3 separate regions of the Mus musculus genome follow, and regions 2 and 3 are each linked to region 1. The links are chromatin contacts, found by Hi-C or POLR2A ChIA-PET in ENCODE. All regions are on one chromosome and are shown on one strand. The core of a region is the stretch at or near the end of the contact, and the rest is flanking DNA. Distances in the headings are between cores, read along the strand shown.

Region 1 (3,915 bases), core at 1,312-3,811:
ATAAAAAAAGACAGAGCAGCCTGAGGGTTTAAAGAGATCTGGTAGAGCAATGATGGCACTTGCCTTTAATCCCAGCACTCAGGAGGAGAGGCAGGTAGCTATCTTTGAGTTTGAGACCAGCTTGGTCTACAAAGTGAATTCCAGGACAGCCAGGACTACAAAGAAATCCAGTTTCAACAAACAAACCAAAAATTTAAAAATTAGAACTGATTGGATTGGTGGTACATGCTAGTTATAAATCAGCACTCAGAGGGGTAGAGGGGAAGTCAGCAGTTAAAAGTCACTCTCTGCCACACAGAGTTCAAGACCAGCCTGGGTAATTCTAATTCACAAGACTCTGCCTCAAACAAACAAACAAACAAACAAACAAACATATTCTTTTCCAGATTAAGACCTACAGGCTGATAATATTTACAGAGTGTGTTAACATCCATAAACCTTTAGTCAACCCTATTTTAAACTTCATGAAGTATTCTAGAATTACAAGGAAAATACTAACCTGGCTTTTCTTGTGATTGTATCATAGAAGATATCCCATATCTCTCTTTAGCATAATCCTAGGGAAAAAAATTTTTTGGTAAAATGACTTTTAATTTAAATACATAAATACAAGTACCTAGAACTACAAATAAATTTGTATTAATTTCCAAAAGTACACTTTTAAACTCAGCCATTTTAAATATGGAAATTTGTTCACTTATGTATGTGCTTACTACAAAGAAAAAAAGCACCCAGTTTCTGGTTATATATTTATTATATTTACATATGTGCATAGATATATCATGCATAATAGTACTCCCAGGTATAACTTACACATGCATAGAATGCTTCTTAACTACCTTATTCCAAGGGAGATTAATCTACTTCAAAGAAGAGATATAAATTTGCCCTGTGAAGGGAGTAAGATGAAGTCCTACAGTTTTATTAACTTCCTATCACAGGAAGAGGTGTTCAAAGAGAACCAACGCTTTGGGTAAGGTTTCTGAGCACCAGATGTTCACTTGTTAGAAATCGGAGCTGTTTGATACACGCTAACTACAACTTTCCTTTTGTAAAACACGACCAGAAAATTCACCTGCCTCCTATTTCTACAACTAATAACAGGTTACATAGTTTGAGAATGGCAATATTATCAAATTTCATGGAGTAAGTTAGGAAGAGGAGCTGAAGTTCAGGCTATAAACTACACTTATTAAACAGTTACGTAGTCTTTCATTTTATCTTACCTTACCTCTACAATGTTCTTAAGTTCCTTCCATTTATTTATAGAACTCTATTATAATGTCTACCATATACTGTATCTTATACCTATACTACTTACAATGGTGTGTTGATAATTTATACAATTAGACACACTAACACACAAAAATAATTTCCTTAAATTTTTTTTTAACAAGGTAGTTTTGAAAGATGTCTGAAACAGTTTCTGTTCTTCTACATTCTCTTGTTGAAATTGTTTCTTCAATATGAGAGAACTGTCACATAATGGTATGTGCCATAAATAGGTGGTGCATTTGAACCAAAGGGGGGTGAAAATAAGAAAAAAAAGTGTTATTGTTTCTATTTAGTACTCACATTTCAGCAGAACTAAATAGTAACTTATTATTCTGAGTTATGATGTAGTTAGCAAATGCTGAATTCCTCCACCAAAAAATTAGGAGCCAGGAAAAGATTAAGACTTAAGTATTACTACAAACACCTAACTTAGAGGATTTCAAACCTTGACTTCTGCAAAGTGCTATGGATCACTGAGGGTTATCTCTGGGAATTGCACTACCCTACCTCACAGAGTCACTGAGAAAGGAAACCAAGATAACACGTGTTGGCAGCTGTCACAAGGAAAAGTCATTAAATACACTGGCAGCTCGTGCTGCAAAGGGCTGTCTTTACTGGCCAGAACATTATGAGGGCTGAGGGTATCGATTAGTGGTGCTTTATCAGAAATGTCCGGGGACTGGGCTGGTGTGTTCCGTGCAGGACGTGCTAACCTAGGAAGGCTCGAGTGAACCTCGCCGCAGCTACTTCCGGTTCCGCGAGCGCCCACGTTTGCCTGTCCCCCCACCCCCAGGAACACGGTTCTTCCAGGCCACGGTCCCAAGAGTTAACAGTCCCGAGTAGTTGAGGCCGCGAGCCCAGGCACGGCCCCTGGGGTCCTCGGGAGCACTGGCCTGCGACGCGACACCCCACGCCGCGGCCTGCGAGTAAAGCGCTGACGGGAGCTACGGAAGCGGCGCCCGGATCGCCCCACTCCCTCCCTCAGCGCACTCCCCGACCCGGGGGGAAAGGAGGAAACCCACTTCCGCCGCGTCCACGATCTCCCGCGGCTTCTCCTGACCCTTACGGCTGGCGTTGGTGCTGGGCATCAGGACACTGGATTTGGGGAGTGGATACCACCCTCCCTCGCAGGCTTCCGTAGGACAGGCTAAGAAGCGGCTCCCTCCCGCACAGTCTCGCCCTCCCAGCCCGGGTTCTAAGCCCCCAGTCTCCGCGTGGAACCTTGGCTTCGGAAATATCGCGAGAGCCACAGCGAGCTCTCGCGCGCCGCCGCCAGCTCCTCCCTCTGCCCCGCCCACGGGAGTCATGGGGCGTGGCCCAGAAGTGGGTGTGGTCTCGCAGGATAGGCTCCGAGGAATCTTCCCTGCAGAGCCTCTTGACATACCTACCCTCTTGGTCTAACTTCATTCCAGTTAATTGTCTTCCCCTTGCTCCCAGAGTCCCTCTTTTTAAATTTAATTCTAATTATTTTAAAGACAGGGTCTGTGTAATGCTGTCTGGCCTGGAACTCACGAGGATCCTCCTGCCTCTGCTCCCTGAGTGCTGGGATTAAGAGTGTGAAACACCACGAGCTTGCTTACTTGTATATTTAGAGACAGGGAGTTGGGGGTGGGGTGAGTATCATTGTTTCACCCTCCCTGGCAGACAGCTTGTCTCGCGTCCTGCCAGCTGGGATCTCCGCTTTTGGAATTGATGCCTTCACTGCCCTGTGGAAGCCTGTCTCTTGGGTCAGAGGAGGTCTCTGGGCAACCTGCTCTGTGTGGGAAGGCAGGATGCTGTGTTAGAGGTAGGCAGGTAGGCTCCTAAGGCAGGATGGAGTACTGTTTTAAAAGCAATAGCCTACAGGTTTTCCTTGACTTGTTGTGTTGTGAAAGGCAATGCATAGTATAGTGTTGGTTGTCTAATGGGTGAATCTTCCCTAAATTAGACTTTTGAAAAATGCTGTCGTTTTTATTGAATGTGGGCTTTGGTAATTCGGGCCTGCAGTTAACAGCACTCAGGAAGCAGAGGCCAGCCTTGTTTGCGTAGTGAGACTCTATCTTAAAACAACAACCAAGAAGGAAAAGTTTGTTGGGATGAAATTTGAAGACTTGATTACATACTACTTCCGGTGCTGGACACAAGCTTTAGCCGTCTTTGTCACATTTTAGCTGTCTGTAGTGTCTTATCTTGACATAAAATGTCATGGTCAATACTTGTTAACAGGATACAATTGGACCCTCCTCCCCAACCCTACCTTATCCCCTCAAATGAAAGCTCTCTGGGAATAACTTTACTTAGATCTGGAATCCAGGTAAGATTTTACTTAGATCTGGAATCCAGGTAAGATAGATATGGTGGCTCCAGAAGTGTAGTTTACTATGTAGTTATAGGTGGGGGAAAATATGGTTCAATTAACTCATCAGTGGTTATAAATATGTGCTTTGTGCTAAGCGTTATATAAACCATTGGCAATAAAATGATTACTGATGGTTCTGGCCAGGATCCTGAGCTGATCTTTCTACTTGACGCAGGCTGACTGCCGAGAAGAGACACATCTTAATCTGCTACTGTTTGCTCAAAACAGAAGAATGTATTCATTCCTTAGGGAATGATAGTGAATACTTATGGTCAATAGCACATTCCATTATAGTCAAGGGA
Region 2 (3,977 bases), core at 1,147-3,646, 40 kb after region 1:
AGCTCTATGGCACACACACATAACATCAGGGCATTAGGATTTCCATCTTGTTGATGTCTATATTTGCCTATGAATGTCTCCCTTCTACTCCATGGAACATATAATAGATTATTGTGATGGCAGCCACAGAGCAATAGAACACTTGAGCTCATTTCTTCTAGATCAATTGGAATTCTAATCAAGAAAGGGGCTTGATGGGGGCTGAGGACACAACTCAGTTGGCACTGTGCTTGCCAAGCATACCTGCGGCCTTGGGTTCAATCCCTAGCACCATGTAAACTAGGCCTGGTGGTGCGGGACGGTAATCCTAGAACATGGGAAATGAAGGCCGGAGGATGAGAGGTTCAGGGTCAATCTTGGCTGCATAGTGGGTTTGAGGCCAGCCTTGGTTACATGACTCTAACTCAAAAACAGCATGAAAACATAAAAATAAGGTGGGTGGGGGTAGGTGGGCAGGAGGAGGTAAACTTGGTGAAGCTCACTGAGAAAAGAGTAAGCAGTTGAGTGGAGCTTCAGGCTTTAAAAGGACTCAACAACATGTATTTCACACAGTGGACCTCAAAGACAAAATATCTACCTATACTGTGAGGAGATAAGAATTATCCAAACATTTTAAGGAGCCAAATCAAACCAAGAAGGCCTTCGAGATGGTCCAGTGGATAGAGGAGCTTGCCATGAAACCTGATGGTCTGAGTTCAATCTTAGAGATCCACCTGGTAGAGGAGAGAACCAACTCTTGCAGGTTGTCTGACTTTTACCCAAGTGCCATAGTGCATGTCCTTAGAGACAGACAGATGCACAGATATAATAGAATTTGTTTTTAATGAAAGCAAGCCTGTTCTTTTGTGTTTGTGTGTGGTGTGTATGTATGTGCACCTGTGTTTTCAGATGCATGGGCCAGTGTATGAGAATGCAGGGGCCAGAGCAGGACGTCTGGTGTCTTCCTCTCTTGCTCTTGCCCTTTAGGCTAGGCTGGTTAGCCAGTGAGCTTGTCTGGACTTCGCTTGTCTCCAGTCCTCTGCACTGGGGTTGTAGGCATGCTTGGCTATGACTGGCATTTACATTAGTCCCGGGGAATCAAACTCTTCACGTTCTTCATGCTTGCACAGCAAGTGTTCTTACTAAGCCATTTCCTCCAGCTTGAGAAAGATGTTTTCAGTGGAGAAAAAGCGATTAGGGCCGATTTAACAACACACATTGATTTATATGTTCCCTAAGTCACTATGCAGCAAACACTCCACTTGTGTTGATAGTACAGCTACCTTGACACCTTCAGTGACGTAGTTATAAAGCCAGACAGCTGAAGCAACTGTCCAAAATCGTCAAGCTCACGTCTTGCTAAGGCTTGTTTTGCCCCTATCTAGCACAACCTGTACCTCTGCATCTATACTTAGCAATGCACCTGCTAAGCTCCTTCATCCTTCAGGAAATGCCTCTACTTCCCGGAAAAAAAAAAAAAAAAAAAAAAAAAAAAAGATGCAACAAACTGCAACGCAAAATCCCAGCATAGCCAGCTAACTCCAGATTGAACTTTGGCTCCTATTCTAACAGACACCACGGTCAACTTCACAAATGACGTTCTCACACAAATATGGAGAGCACGTGCCATTTGGCTTCTGCTGTGTATATGACGCGTCTATTTGTGTTCTGAGATGGGTCTGTAAAGTGCCCGACAATCAAGCCTGAGGTCCTGGGTTCAGATCTCCAGGACCCTCATAAAGAGTCGAGTGTAGTGGTCGTGCTTGCCTGGAACCCCAGCACTGGGGAGGCAGAGACAGGTGGAATCTCACTGGCTTGTCTGTCCTGCTGACTCTGAGGACGAGAATAACCGTGGATGATACCCAGCGTCACTCTTGGCTTGCCACACCTGCTCAGGTGCACCTGTGTACACACACAGACATGTATGCCATACACAGGTATTCTTTTATGCATGCCTACTTTTTATTTTATTTTATTTTATTTTATTTTATTTTATTTTTTGGAAGTTCCTTACTACGCTAAGATTAAACCTCATTAAAGCGTTTGGAGGTAAACAACAACAAAAACTGCTTCTCACCAAAGCCTCCCTTTCCTTCTGCCAAGCAACAGTCACTTAACAGACCGGACCGGGAGTGAATAGGAAACGCTATACTCCAGATACTGTAATGAATAACCTCTGAGGGCCTGAACGCCTCTCTGTTCCCACAGACTGCTATCCAAAGAGCGCCGCTCCAACTCGGAAGGGAAGGATTTGCCCCGGCTTGGAAGGAAGTAGAATAAATAGAAACATAAGTGGCAAGGTCACCTTTAATATCATACGAACAGCTTCTCAACAAGCCTCACAATTGCTTTGTTTCTTCCTGCTCCTGTGCTATAAACAGGCAGAGTGCAGGCAAACTCTTAGAACACACACAGCGAGCAGAGGAAGCTCCCAGAGTCCCGAGGAAGGGGGAGGCGGCGGGCTCCCGGGACCACGAGGCATGCCAGGGTTAACAATTGTGTTAATGCTGCGGTGGCCAGAAGGGAAAACTGCTTGTTTTGAAAGGAAGGAGTTATATTGTCTTAAATTCCTGTGTATAAAATATAGGACAAACAAACTCCAGTGGGAATCTTCTATTGGGCTCTGTGGGATACTGTCTTCCCACTCGGCTTGTCTCTACTCCAGGTATCACACAGCGCTGATATGAAAGCGAGTCTTGAAAAGCCATCCTTAGGACCTGTTCAGTTGGGATGATAAACACCGGGTGGGCTCAGCACCGGGTTCCTCTGCAGAGGTCTTTCTCTCTTCACGGTCCTTCTTTCCTTCCTTTTGTTCTCTCTGTCTCTTCTTCTTTTCTTCCTCCCTGTCCCCCATTCCTTTCTGATTTTCACTCCTCCCTCTTTCTCTTTTGACAGACAGGCTCTCTAGCTAAGACTGGCCTCAAATTCAATATGCAGCAGAAGAAGACCTTGAATGTCCCTGCCTCTACTTCCCAAGCGGGAAGTTGAATTACAGACCCATACAACTTGCAGCTTGTTGGGTGCTGGAAATGGGACCAGGATCTAGTGCTTGTTAGATAACCATGCTCTCCTAACTGAGCTATAGCTCACCCCACCTCCACCTTTCTCTCTCCTTCTTTTGCTCATGTTCATTCCTCTTTTGTCTCCTATCTCTCTGCAGGCTGTCCTTTCCCTTTAAACGTCTCCTGGTTGAGGGGAAGCAAAGACTAGCTAGGTATGCAAAAGACCCCCAAACCATAAAATTATTGTTTTCATTGCTACTTCATAACTGTGGTGAATTGTAATGTAAATACTGATATGCAGGATATTTGATCTGTGACCCTCAATGGGGTTGAGACCCACAGGTTGAGAACCAACACTCTAAGAAGTCTGGATGCCAAACAGATATCCAGTAGGTCAGGGATTTCAGTGCTGTGGCTTTCAGGGATTCTTAGAGAATCCAGTATCTCTCTCATCTTGGAACACTGTAATGAAAACTGCACTTGCATTACTGTAAGAAGAAGAGGTGCAGAATTTGGACTGGGCTTTCAGTCCAAGAGAGATGACTTCGTACCTCTGGGATGCAGGCTATCAGGCATGTGTACTAGGCGACGTTGAACTGGATGCTGTGAATTGCTACTTGTCACTCCGTATCGTCTCTATGCTCAGCAAAGGCATTAGGTCCTCATTGTGTATTTGGTTCTATGTGCTGTGCTAGAGACTGAACCCAGGGCCTTAGACATGCCAGGAAATGCTCTACCATCAAGCTATAATCCCAGCTCCCTGAAACCTATTTATTTATTTATTTATTTATTTATTTATTTATTTACTTACTTACTTATTTATTTTTGTGACAGGGTCGAATGTATCCCAGGCTGGCCTCAACTTCTCTGTATAGCCAAGGATGACATTGTATCTTATTTATTTTACTGTTAATGTATGTGGGAGACGATCTTTCTACCTCATTAAGGTAGTCTCTCTCTCTCTCTCTCTCTCTCCTCTTTCTCTCTCAAGACTTG
Region 3 (4,063 bases), core at 554-3,053, 58 kb before region 1:
TTAGCTACCAAGAAAAGGCCCTTGGCATCTGGAAAATAGCAGGCCTGCTGGGATCACAGGCAAAGAAGTAGCTACTGCTTGTTGCCTGAATGGTCTAAAGTAGTGGTTCTCGACCTTAACGCTGAGACCCTTTAATACAGTTCCTCATGTGTGATGACCCCAACCATAAAACCATCTCATTGCTACTTCATAACTAATTTTGCTGTTATGGACCATACTGTGCATATGGATCTGGTATGTGCCCCAAGGGATCCTGATCTACATGTTGAGAACTGCTGGTTTACACAGACTTTAATCAAAAGGAGACTTGGGTTTTGAAGGACAAGCAGCTGTACCGACTGCCAAAAACATTACAAAGGTTGGAACATAGAATTTAAATTCCAGAGGGTTATTTTTGTTTGTTTTGTTTTTCAGCACCAGACTTTCTATGTAGCCCTGAGCTCTGTCCTGGAACTCACTTTGTAGACCAGGCTGGCCTTGAACTCATAGGATCCGTCTACCGCTGGCTTGTGCCCAACACTGGCCTGCTTACAGTTTTAAGTATAGCAGAACTTCAAAAGATAGCTGTAGAGCCAAAAGGACGACTAGATCAGCAATATGTGGTAACCAGTATACGCGTGCCATGTCATTTTATTCTGCCTTAAAAGGCAAACCCTTGATTACAATAAGCTGCATGTCTAGCAAAATTAGCCACACACACTTATCGGAGGCACCTATAGTGATCCAGTTCAATGTTAGAAGTGTGGCAGGTGTCAGGAGGCTAGGAGAGTTAGAGAGGCTCTAACTATTTAGTAGGTAGAGTTGGAAGAGTTTCAAACAGGGATCATTGTACAAGTTGAATGCACCTCAAGATGCTTGTTGTACACTCCCAAAAGGTCAAAACTCTTAAGTTTTTGTTATATACTGACATAATCTTTAAAAAGAAAAAGAAAAGAATTGTTTACTATTGGAGGCGGAAGAGTAAGGAGCACACTGGTATGTGGTTGCTGCTAGGTGCTAGAAGCGGAGGGAGGGATGGGAAGGAGGCAGCTAGATGTCTAGAACAATTCTTTCATTATATAGGGCAGAACTCATTTCACTGAACAGTCATCAAGCCATAGATTCCTGTTAGAACGAGCTGGCCCAGGTTTGCTTGCATTGCAAGCTCCTGGTTCTGGGCTGTGTGCCCAACCCTACTCAAGAGGTAACGCCCCCCCCCCCCCCCCCCACCTCCCAAAAAACCAAACTCTGGCCTCACTGGGTTGCGACGTGAGTCCTGCTGGGATTCATTCCCAGCATCGCCCCAACTAGTCATGGCGGTGCACATCTGTCATTCCAGCACAAGCTAAGCGGAGGCTGGAGGATTACAAGTTCAAAATCATCTTTGGCTACACAGCGAGTTCGAAACCCTGTTTTAGAAACGTAATGAAAAAGCAGCACAGTATGACACAAGGGAGCGCTGCGGTGAAGAAAGGAGTCGAGGAGGCTTCGGATTCCCGCCGGGCCGGGGCCCATCCCTTCCGGAGCACACATGGCCCCGGTCTCCGCCCGGCCCGCGAGCCCCCGGAGGCCACTCACTCTTCCAGGAAGTCTAGGAACAGCTTCTGGCATTTCTCGGCCACCTCGTCGCGCACCTCCGGGTGCTGGCTTCCGGCGCCGGGCTCCGCGGCCGCTGCGAGGTCCATGGCGGCGCCGAGAGTACGCGCTGCTGAGGGAAGACCACCGCGGAGGAGAGTCCGCAGCTGCAGATAGCCCGGCCGCAGGTTCCACGCGTAGCTCCTTCCGCGCTGCCACTTCGCGCGCGCCTCCGGCTAGCCCCGCCCTCTCACCTCAGCCAATAACAGGGTAGGAGCTGAGCTACTTCGCGCCAAACCCGTCCAATCAATGGCGGTTCCGTACAGAGCCCCGCCCACCGCACGCACTTTTCGCGCCAAAAGCATACGCCATGAAGCTTTTGCCCATGCGCAATGTAGTCGCACCCACCCTCTGGTTGTTTTGGCTTGAGGAGCTAACCCCTCCCTCTCTCCCTTTACCCCCAGAGTTTATGTATAGACTTTTTTGGGTTTTTTTGTTTTGTTTTTGGTCACTCAGGGTTAAACCTACTGTGAATTGTGCATCTGGAGGAAGTAAGGTATGAGCAAACCAAACTACAGGAGAGAGCCCCTTAAAAGTCAGGTGGAGGACAGGAGCAAAGGCTTAGAGAGTAACTCATTCCGCAGCGGACCCAAGCTTGTTTCTTAGCAGCTACATGAGACAGTCACCACCTTTAACTCCAGCTTAGCGACTTTGATACCCTCTTCTGACTTCTAAGAACACATGTGCATACACATACACTTAAAAAGACAGAGATAGATATATTCTGACAATCTGCATACCATTTGACTTTCTTTTCTTTTTTAAACTGAGAGGGTCTCACATAGCCCAGGCTGGCCTTGAATTCTGGGTTCACGTGGTGCTGGGACTGAACCTAAAGCCTTCTGAGTGTAGAACAAGGACTACCTTGCTAGTAAATGATCCACATTGCCAGTCCCTCCTCGACTTTGATAGCTTAGTGCTGATAACTTGTTTCACCACCAGCACTTTTATCCTGGGCTTCCAGGACACAGTAAACCTGGACCAGAATAAATAAGTCACTTTTTCGAGGCTTACTGGATGTTAAAAATTTAATGCCAGGCAGAGTATATAAAATTAATACTTTTATAATCTATTAGGAAATATACTATAGAGATCTGCAATTGAAGGTGTTGAAGACTTGAAGCCTCAAATCCCTCCCTCCTTTGCCAACTCCAAATGTAGCCTTCACTGAGTGAGAATCCTGGGGCTTTCTAGAGAAACAAAACTGATAAAGACACACACACAGGATTTACTAAGTTTAGCATACAGGCTGTTGTCTGGCTAGCTCAACAGTGGCTGTCTTCCAATAAAAACGCCAAGCAGATGGTGGTTCAGCCCACAAGGCTGGATGTCTTAGCAGGTTTTCATTAAATGTTGGGAGTCCTGAAGAAACAGGTTCTAATACATTAATTGCTGCCTCAGCAGCAGGATGATAGATGGACTTGCCAGTGAGAGTGAGGACAGGCAGGCAAACGCACAAAAGGCTTCCTTCTGTGTCATTTTAGGTATGCTGTCACCAGGTGTGGCCCAGATATTGGATGGGCCTTTTTATTTTTAGAGAGAGTATTTCTTTTCTTTTTCTTTTTTTCTTTTTTTTTTTGTTTTTTTGTTTTTTTCGAGACAGGGTTTCTCTGTGTAGCCCTGGCTGTCCTCGAACTCAGAAATCTGCCTGCCTCTGCCTCCCGAGTGCTGGGATTAAAGGCGTGCGCCAGTATTTCTATGTGTAGTAATCCTGGCTTCCTGGAACCTGATTTGTAGACCAGGCTGGCCTTGAAGTCAAGAGATCCAGCTGCCCTTGCCTTCCAAAAACCACTCCGGGGCTTTTAGGGTGTGGGTCTTCTGATTACAAAAGATGCAGATTTAAGGTAAATCTTCTCACGTCACAGAATCCAACCAAGAAAACCCTTCACAAGTGTGCCCAGATGCCCAGGTTTAGTTGATAGTGTGAGTGTGTGGTGTGTGTTTTGTTACATTTTTTTTCCTTAAAAGCTCCAGACCAGCTAGCTAGTGCTACAAAGTGAGACCCTGCCTTAAATAGATAAATAAATAAATAAATAAATAAATAAATAAATAAATAAATAAATGAAAACTGTTTTTCTGAGTCAGATAACCCAACTCCAGAGAGACTGGATGGTTTGTGGATACTAGTTCTGAATCCTTAGATGTGTGTATATTGTTAGAAATAACAGCAGAAATCAGCAAAGTTGTAGAACACGCTCTAGAAAGGAGAATAACAGATCACAAATGCTACGCAAGGGAAGACAACTGGAGACAGCCCCTGTGGTGTTGAGCTTTTACTCTGGGAGAGGGAAGGCAAGACAGAGAAAGCGGGAGAGAGGGAGGATTAGAGCATTAAGGGTGACTGAAAAGTTATAGCATATACACATATGAAGATACATTTCCTGAAGTTATTCCAATTGCAGCGATAACACTCCCTTTCAAAAGATACAGATTAATACAAACTCCAGTC

Evidence for each region. Hi-C counts contacts between places; a loop is a spot of excess contacts on that map. ChIA-PET counts read pairs that join two places held with the same protein, here RNA polymerase II (POLR2A).
Region 2: a loop to region 1 is called in a map of heart, with 6 times the contacts of the local background. The contact joins the enhancer-like site here to the promoter of Dars in region 1. A Hi-C loop is called at or near these places in 3 of 37 maps with a recorded cell type or tissue (gastrocnemius and heart). POLR2A ChIA-PET finds 5 or more read pairs at or near these places in 2 of 5 experiments (both embryonic stem cell).
Region 3: POLR2A ChIA-PET joins it to region 1 with 77 read pairs in embryonic stem cell. The contact joins the promoter of Mcm6 here to the promoter of Dars in region 1. POLR2A ChIA-PET finds 5 or more read pairs at or near these places in 5 of 5 experiments (Patski and embryonic stem cell).

The regions. Positions count from the first base shown.
Region 1 is chr1:128,414,855-128,418,769 of GRCm38, forward strand. Dars (aspartyl-tRNA synthetase) reads right to left here and starts at 2,562. Exons shown (of 16, transcript NM_177445.5): 1 at 2,298-2,562; 2 at 500-557. The coding sequence starts at 2,363.
Region 2 is chr1:128,454,867-128,458,843 of GRCm38, forward strand. No RefSeq gene overlaps it. Among named protein-coding and RNA genes, the nearest start is that of Gm23902, 33 kb to the right of the region's middle. Within about 2 kb of position 2,397, at least 2 of the 3 ENCODE cell types and tissues checked have a DNase peak (open chromatin) inside an H3K27ac peak, as active enhancers do; they include gastrocnemius and heart, where a contact is called at or near this core.
Region 3 is chr1:128,357,902-128,361,964 of GRCm38, forward strand. It overlaps Mcm6 (minichromosome maintenance complex component 6), which reads right to left and starts at 1,804. Exons shown (of 17, transcript NM_008567.2): 1 at 1,558-1,804. The coding sequence starts at 1,664.